Regions from separate parts of the Homo sapiens genome. Here region 2 is linked to region 1. A link is a contact called in ENCODE Hi-C data. All regions are on one chromosome and are shown on one strand. Each heading gives the region's core, a stretch centred on a gene start or an enhancer-like site at or near the end of the contact. The rest is flanking DNA. Distances are from core to core; before and after follow the strand shown.

Region 1 (4,287 bases), core at 855-3,354:
CGGGCTCACAGGTCAGGGTTTCACCTGCCGGCTCCCAGAAGGGAGTGGCCAACAGACACCAGGGAAGTCAGGGTTGGGATTCAAAGAGAGGCCAAGGCTGCAGAGAGACTGGGAGCCACTTTAGGAAAGAAACGTGAATTCAGGCTTTGCACAGCAGAACTGTCCCCATGTCCTGGGGAGGCCTTGGTTCATTCTGCGGGGAAATCCCTTGTGTCTTGCGGGGCCCCGCCTCTGATGAGAGGGAAGGGAGATAAGCTTTGCAGGGGGAAGGTTTCCTCCCGGTCTCCTCACTCTTCGAGCACTGAGTTTCTCCAGACAAAGCGCACTCCGCGGGCACCAATCCCTGCAGACAGCGCAGAGCGCACAGCGAGCAGGAGCCCAGAAACCAGCAGGTCGGCTTGTCCCTTGTCAAATCCAAGTGACAACGGACTTCCGGAAGCCACGCTGACACCTACTTTCTGGCTCGATCAGACCCCTGGACTTAAATTCCAGCCCAAGGGCTAGCACTGAAAGGGTGGCTATTTCAGCAAACGACCAAAGCTTCTAAAGTAGACACTTTCTTTTAAACCACTTGATGGCTGGATTTCTTAGAGAGAGAGACTAAAGCTGGAGGAAGGGTTCTTCCAGGGATGGCACAGGCCCTCCGCTCTCGGGCTCCCCACACTAGACTTCGGGCCGGCAGGATGGGTTAAGGTAGCACTCGTTGGAGTCAATAATTAAGCAATGGAAACAAACAGCCTAAATAAGGGTGTTGAGGACTCAGGAGAAGGTGGCTGATTAATCTCAGGCTCATAGTTTGAAATGGGAGCGCAGGGGCTGGGCTGTGGCCTCCTCATCTGCTCCCTGGGCGTGTGGCTGTGTAAAGAGGTGTGGGGACCCACAAGAAGGCCGAGGAGCAGCACTGGGGTGGAGAGAGCAGTGGGGAGGCGGGGACCCAAGGGTTAAAAAAAAAAATTCCTCAATTTGGAAACATTTGCAAAACTCCAGAAGAAAAACTTTTAAAAGTTCTCCACTCCCTTCCAAACGTACAAACATGCACACACACAATTAGGAATTTCCCAAAGTTTTCATCTGTCTAAAAAGAAAGTGCCAGTGCAAATTACAGAACATCGTCGCTTCCTCATGTGCGGCGTTTCTACGGGCCTGGGAGGGGACGCAGAGGCTACCCCGGTGGTCCCAGCCTGCAGCGTTCACGTGAGGAAACTTCCGCAAAAGCCCTGATGCATGCACATTCTGACTGCAGAGGCCAGAGCATCCCGCATTTTGGAGGCTGAAAGGCTCCCCTAGGATAACCTTTTCCGTTAACAGAGGAGTCCGCTGAAGCGCAGAGCTAACTGAAAACAGCTAGAATTAAAATCCAAGTCACCCGGCCGGCATCAGCAGTCATTCCTTTCCACCACACAAAACTGGCCAGGAAGACGGACTCTGGCGCGCCCTCCCAGGCCGAAGCGCATTTCTTCGCTAACGCGCGAGGAGTAGGCTGCATAGACCCGGCGCAGGAGGTGTTCATTTTCGGATCCAGCCCTGTAGTCACTTTAGCTAAACCCGGTTCCAAAGGGGTGGGAGTCGTCGGAGAGGAATGGCCTCTGTATCTCCGGAGACGGAAACACCAGGACGAAGAGGCCCTAAGAACGTGTGCCCGGGGTGCGACCGGGGGGTGGGGGGCAGGGGGCAGAGACCCTGAAAAGCTCCACCGCCGAACCCCAGGGCAGTGTCCCGGCTTGGCTGGACTGGGCGCGGGCGGCTGCAATGCTCCCGGGCGCGGCGCTGGGACCCCGCGGGCCACGTCGGCTCCGCTGCCCCGACGCCAGGGCCCGACTCGCGTCTCCCTCTGGCGGGGCACCACAAGGGGCAGCGAAACGGTGGTGGGGGCGGGCGCCGCGCTCCTTCCCGTCTCCTCCCCGCCAGCTCCGGGCCCGTCCTTTTCCGCCCGGCTCCCGGCAAGGGTCCCCCGACTGGCGCCCGCGCGTCCTCCCTCGGCTGCTGCAGGCCGGGCCGCGGCGTCGAGCGGGGGCGGCGGGGCGGGGCCCGCAGCCATTGGCGAGCGGCGGGGCGGGGGCGGGGGCGCGGAGGGTCGGCCCCGGGACGCGCGCAGCCGGCCCGCAGTTGCCGCTGTCGTCCGCAGAGCCAGTTCCTAGCGCAGAGCCGCGCCCGCCATGAGGGAGATCGTGCACATCCAGGCGGGCCAGTGCGGGAACCAGATCGGCACCAAGGTGGGCCTGGCGCGGTGCAGGGCCTCTCCGCGGGTCGGCTGCTGGCGGGCCCCGGGTCTCCCGGCGCGACCCCCGCCGGGGCGCGCACCCGCTGTGCGCCCCTGGGTCCTCGGAGCCCGGTGCGGACCCGCGAGGGCCGCAGGGAGGGAGCGCCCGGGGCGTGGCCGGCCGGGGACCTTCTACTCTTCGCTCCCCACCCCCATCCCAACTGGGAGCGGCTGCCGGCGGCTCAGGCGCGCCTGGAATTCGGCCGCCGGGGCGCCTGGGGTGGGCGCGGGTGGCGGCGTCCCGGGCTCTGGGTTCTGAGCGTCTGTCCCCCCGCCTTGCCCTGCCCAAGTTTTGGGAAGTGATCAGCGATGAGCACGGCATCGACCCGGCCGGAGGCTACGTGGGAGACTCGGCGCTGCAGCTGGAGAGAATCAACGTCTACTACAATGAGTCATCGTGTGAGTAGCAAGGCCGCCGCGCCCTGCCCGGCCGGGACCCGCGTGGACGCTCCGGCGCCGCCTCTTAGCGCGGCGAGTTTGCTTCGGGAAAAGTTCTCTCGGGGTGTAGCAGGATGCCCGGCCACTCCCTTCGCTCCTCCGGGGCGGGAAATCCGCCGTCAGTTTATTCAAACAGCTCGATTCAGCCTATCCTGAGGGTCTGAGCGCTTGAACGGGACCACCCGTTAGCGTTGTGAAATCAACGTAGCGGTTCCTGCCCAGCCTTCTCTGTCTAGCCGGGCGCGGTGGCTCAAGCCTCTAATCCCAGCGCTTTGGGAGGCCGAGACTGGAGGATCATTTGGGGCCAGGAGTTCAGGACCAGCCTGGGCAGCATAGGAGACCACCCCCCGCCCCCCTCCCGCCCCGATCTCTACAACAATTTTAAAATTAGCCGGGCTTGGTGGCCCACCCCTGTAGTACCAGTTAACTGAGGGCTTGAGCTCAGGAGGTCGAGGCTGCAGTGAGCTGTGATCGCGCCACTGCACTCCAGCCTGGGTGACAGAGCGAGACCCTGTTAGAATAAATTAGAGCGTTTCTCAAGGATCCTTGGGAAAAACAAAGCTTCCCCCCCCCCCCCCCCAGTTTAAAACGTATCTCTTATTGGGGATTCTTGGCTAAAAATTTGAGAAACGCTCTCTTAAGTGACTTTTCTGGTCCCTTGCAGACCTCTAAAAAGACTTTAACCTCCCTGGAAGCTGAAACTCCAGGCAGTTCTCAGCAACGAGTGGAGTTTTATTCATTTACGCAGCAATGACAAAAGGCTGGGAACATCAGGGCATGGAAGATGAAATTTCTAGAGGACACTAAGGATAGTTCCAGTATACACTGCACTTCATGTTAATCCCTCACCCAGCTTGGGTACATCCATTTTCGATCTTGGCGAGTGCACTGCAGGACAGGAGTTGAAGAGCAGGTCCTATCTGGAATCATATTAACCGTGTCCTCACCGGGAACAAGTTCTAGCCCAATTGGCATGAAATTTCCACACAAGAACACTCTGACTCAAAATGAGAGTGACTCTGGGGAAACAGCCAGTGGCGTGCTCCGGGTAACAAGGTTCTCAGACTGCACATGGGCACATGTATGTGTATGCATGGGGGAGGTGTCACAAAGCAGAGAATTTCATCCAAACCTGGCAATTTGCTGTAAATACCTAGTTTATTTCCATGGAGCTAAAGTTGTAAAACTTCCTAACAGGAAAGAGGTGTCAGGGTGAGCTGGAAAATACAGTAGGCAGGAAGTCAGGGGACTTGATTTCTCATCCTGCCTCTTCCTGGAACCTCCTCTGCCAGGTCATGCCTGGACTCGTTCCTCATTCCAGTGTTAAGGTTCTAGGATTTTTTTTCTTTCTTTTTTTTAAGAGACAGGGTTTCGGCCAGGCACGGTGGCTCACCCCTGTAATCCCAGCACTTTGGGAGGCCGAGGTGGGCAGATCACAAGGTCAGGAGATCGAGACCATCCTGGCTAACACGGTGAAACCCCATCTCTACTGAAAATACAAAAAAAATTAGCCGGGCGTGGTGGTGGGCACCTGTGGTCCCAGCTACTTGGGAGGCTGAGGCAGGAGAATGGCATGAACCCAGGAGGCG
Region 2 (4,287 bases), core at 783-3,282, 110 kb before region 1:
CTATGGGGGCGCTGGGCTGTGCGCTTGCCTGGTGTCTTATGAGTCTGCATCGTGTGATATGATTGTGTGTGTTTTCGTATAGGGGAGGCTGTGTGTTTTCTCAGGAGAGATTTTCCATTTACACAGCACAATTGCCAGTCTCCACTTCTAAAAAGTAAAATCCACCCCTGTTCTACTCTCTCCATACATGACTCATTCACCCGTGCCAGAGCCACCTTTCATTCCCCTCACTGCTCAGGTGGAGAATCTGAAGGGCCAATGGGAGTGGCCCCAGCTTTTGAGCTCCTGAATGAAAAAGTCAAAACATGAGCTCAGGTGTGTGGCCCAATGCTGACAGTCACCTGCTGACATGCACTTATGCATCAGTCACAGGGTGTTCATCACCATGCAGGAGTCCAGCATTCATGTACAAGCCCTAAAGCACTGAGCCTGAGAGATCCCAGACTCTGCCCATCACCATAAAGTGACCTCCATGGTCACATAACCCAGAGCAGTTATAGGCACATCTTCCTACAGACCAGCATAGTCCTCAGTGTCAAAAGCACAAAGATCCCCGGATGTTTTGGGTCAGCTCACAGGTTCTAAGATGTGGGGGACCATATAGAACAGTTCTGAAGTTATTTTGCTCAGCAGCTGGCCAAAGCTTATAAGGATCAGTGATATATTTCAGTAGATTTAGTAATGTTCACAAGCCCTAAAATCCTCAAAACCTGCCAGCTAAAAATGGTGAAGAGAGACAGATAAGAACACTGCTCCACTCAGTGTGGTTTCCGTTGCCTCGTGGCAACTCTGTTATACATCTGGATTAAGGATCCTCAGCCTCAACCTAACCTTTCCTCCATGAGGAACCGTCTCACTGTTAACTGACTAGTGTAGCCTGCCTGGCCATTAGCCTACGTGAAATAAAGTTTTGCTTTAAAACAAGTGTAAATCTCATACAGCAGATAAGTGCAGTAGCAGCAGCATCTTGCAAGTTGTAAAGAAGACAGCGGCGATGTAGCTGGACTTGAAGCCAGACAGGAGGAATTAGGGAACTCTGTCACTGAATTACAGCACGCAGAGTTGAAAACCATTTGTAGACAATTTCGTGTTACAGTAGGTAGCCTTTAGCTAGTAAGCAAAGGTCTCTGTTTCTCATTTCTTTCCTGTTCATCTTCATTGTTGTCCTTCTTCCAAAACGGCAAACAGCCAAAGCAGAAGGCAATTTCAGTATTAATCTAACTAAGGTTTTGTGTAGTTTACTATCATCCAGGTAAGCAAATATAACTGCCTGCCTGCGTGCCTGCCTGTCCCCAATCCCTGCTCTGTGTTTTCATTTAATAAATATTTTGGTGTTCTACTTACCATGTGCTAGATTTTCTGGAAACCACAAAGAAAATGAGGTAGAGTCTTTATATTGAGAGCTGATAAGTTAGATTTAACATAACTGACAAAAATTAAAAATTGCAACTTTTATAAAAATACCTTATATATGTCTGAATACATACTGAATGTAAGGCAGTTGACAAAAATAATTACTCCTGCACTCATGGGCAGTTTCTCATGAACTTGTCAATTTCTATTTTTTCTACTTCCTCATTTCAGTAGATGATGCATATCTGAACCTGGAAACCGCTTCCCACTGTAGAGCGTGTCTGAGTCATGTCCCTTAGCTTCAGCAGAGCAGATCCAGCAGGCTCTGAGCTTGGCCTCTTTGCCTGGAGCGAGACCTCTAGGTAATGTCTCCAGAGAGGGTGGCACAAAGGATCCTGGATCTCCTGATCACAGCAGCCCAAGAGTGCCGTGCGTGCACCATGGCTCAAGAAGAAGACTTAAAAAGGGGAAAGTATGACTATTTCTAATCTGTAGTATTTCAGTATTTTTAATGTTTTGGTTATCTGTATGAAAAAGAATTTGCAATAAATAAAATAATTTGCCTAAAATTGAATCTATTTCACCAATAAAATTGGCTTTTAATCAAGTGATAAATCCTGTAAAATAGATAATAGATGCAGTACCAACATAGTTTGATTCTAGTAGTACACTGAGATAATCTTGAATACGTTAAGAAAGTCTTGTTTGTGTAGAAGAGTTTCAAATCATGTGAGTGATGAAGGGACCCTTCTGTTGAACCTTGGTGTGCATTTTAGGTCCATTTTGGGTTTACTCCTTTGTGCTGCTTCATGATGCCTTAGGACAAGGACAAGGCCTAGGCCTCCTTGTCTCAGTTCCCTCCTGCTCTCTCTGTTGCCCTCCTCCTTCCACCTGGAGCATGGCCCAGCATCAGGTTGGCGCATGCTGTGATCAGCTACCTCCATGCACCACACCAAGCAAAGCTCTCTGGGTGACACAGTTGCCACCACCAGGGCACTGACCCTTACTCTGTGTTCTCCTAGCTCCTCCTGAGGGTGCTGTAGGAGACATCTGCAAAAAAGAAGATGCTGGCAATGTAAGACACTTTTCTTGGTCTTAAACAGAAATGTTACTTTCCTGGCTGCTTTCCTTTCCAGTCAAATATACACATGGGAATCTGACAGGGTGCATTATCTATGATGTCCACAGTTCCCTTGCTGGGTGGTACTGGTTGGCAGCCTCTCACCAACCCACACCTGGCATACTGGGGCCTTGTAGATGGCAGCATTCCCTATCTACTGCAATGCAGAGGCCTTTCCCTCAGCAGCAGTTTTCCCCATGGATTAAGAGTTGTGGAAGTGGCTGGGTCCGGTGGCTCACACCTGTATTCCCAGCACTTTGGGAGGCCAAGACAGGCGGATCACCTGAGGTCAGGAGTTCAAAACTAGCCTGACAAACATGATGAAGCCCCGTCTCTACTAAAAATACAAAAGTTAGCTGGGCTTGGTGGCATGCGCCTGTAATCCAGATACTTGGGAGGCTGAAGAAGGAGAATCGCTTGAACCAGGGAGGTGGAGGTTTCAGTGAGCCGAGATCAAGCCACTGCGCTCCAGCCTGGACAGCGAGACTCCTTCAAAAAATAAAAATAAAAATAAAAAAGAGTTGTGAAACTGCCCATCTAAATAAACCTTAAAGGTAAATTCTGTTGGAAAAGTTCTTGTCTTTTCTGTAGGTGTACTTTGTGCTAGTTTTGGGGGACTTTGACCTTTGACTCTACCACTATACTTACAATTTTCTAAAGTTGCCAAGAGAATAACAGATATGTGTGACATGCGTGGCATCATCTAATCCTCCTAATGTGTTCTATAATTGCAGATGCCATCAACCTCAGAGGGGAGTATTTACCCTGAAATGGCTCACTTCCTGAGGAACAAACTTGCTGGATCTAGTGTACGGAAACCTGATTCTGGGTTCCTTTGGGAAGGAGCATTACGGGCCTGGTGAGAGCAAATGACTTTCCAGTAGAAAGCTATGGCCAGAGAGGCTGCAGGAATATCTGTGAACCCAGAGGAAAGACCAGGGAATCCTGTGTGAGGCAGTGGGGCTTCAGCGGGAGTAGGAGTGGGTAGCCTCTCTCAAATGACTTCTCCTGTTGTTTGTGTTTCTCCAGTGTGGGTGCTGGAGAGCATAACTGATGAGGAGGACTCTCCAGCTAGGGAACTGCTTTCCAGGTGGGACTCAGTGGGCAAGGGTTCCCAGGGCCCTTCAGGGTATTCCTGCTGCTTGGGAGGCTGAGGGAGGGGGCATAGAATCAAAAAGAAAAAGGAAATATGTGTAAAGTTTGGTTTGGTCTTTTTTTTTTTTTCTTTTTTTTTTTAATTATACTTTAAGTTTTAGGGTACATGTGCACACTGTGCAGGTTAGTTACATATGTATACATGTGCCATGCTGGTGCGCTGCACCCACTAACTCGTCATCTAGCCTTAGGTATATCTCCCAATGCTATCCCTCCCCGCTCCCCCCACCCCACCACAGTCCCCAGAGTGTGATATTCCCCTTCATGTGTCCATGTGATCTCATTGTTCAATTCCCACCTATGAGTGAGAATATGCGGTGTTTGGTTTTTTGTTCTTGTGATAGTTTACTGAGAATGATGATTTCCCATTTCATCCATGTCCCTACAAAGGACATGAACTCATCATTTTTTATGGCTGCATAGTATTCCATGGTGTATATGTGCCACATTTTCTTAATCCAGTCTATCATTGTTTGACATTTGGGTTGGTTCCAAGTCTTTGCTATTGTGAATAATGCCGCAATAAACATACGTGTGTATGTGTCTTTATAGCAGCATGATTTATAGTCATTTGGGTATATACCCAGTAATGGGATGGCTGGGTCAAATGGTATTTCTAGTTCTAGATCCCTGAGGAATCGCCACACTGACTTCCACAA

The links. Hi-C counts contacts between places; a loop is a spot of excess contacts on that map. Pooled maps may share reads with other maps.
Region 2: a pooled map shows a loop between it and region 1 (4-fold over the local background). The contact joins the promoter of C18orf61 here to the promoter of TUBB6 in region 1. A Hi-C loop is called at or near these places in 2 of 50 pooled maps.

What each region holds. Positions count from the first base shown.
Region 1 is chr18:12,306,137-12,310,423 of GRCh38, forward strand. TUBB6 (tubulin beta 6 class V) reads left to right here and starts at 2,105. Exons shown (of 4, transcript NM_032525.3): 1 at 2,105-2,213; 2 at 2,551-2,659. The coding sequence starts at 2,157. RefSeq lists silencers at 1,591-2,080, 2,171-2,270, 2,291-2,640.
Region 2 is chr18:12,198,747-12,203,033 of GRCh38, forward strand. It overlaps C18orf61 (a long non-coding RNA gene), which reads left to right and starts at 2,033. Exons shown (of 5, transcript NR_049896.1): 1 at 2,033-2,428; 2 at 3,208-3,332.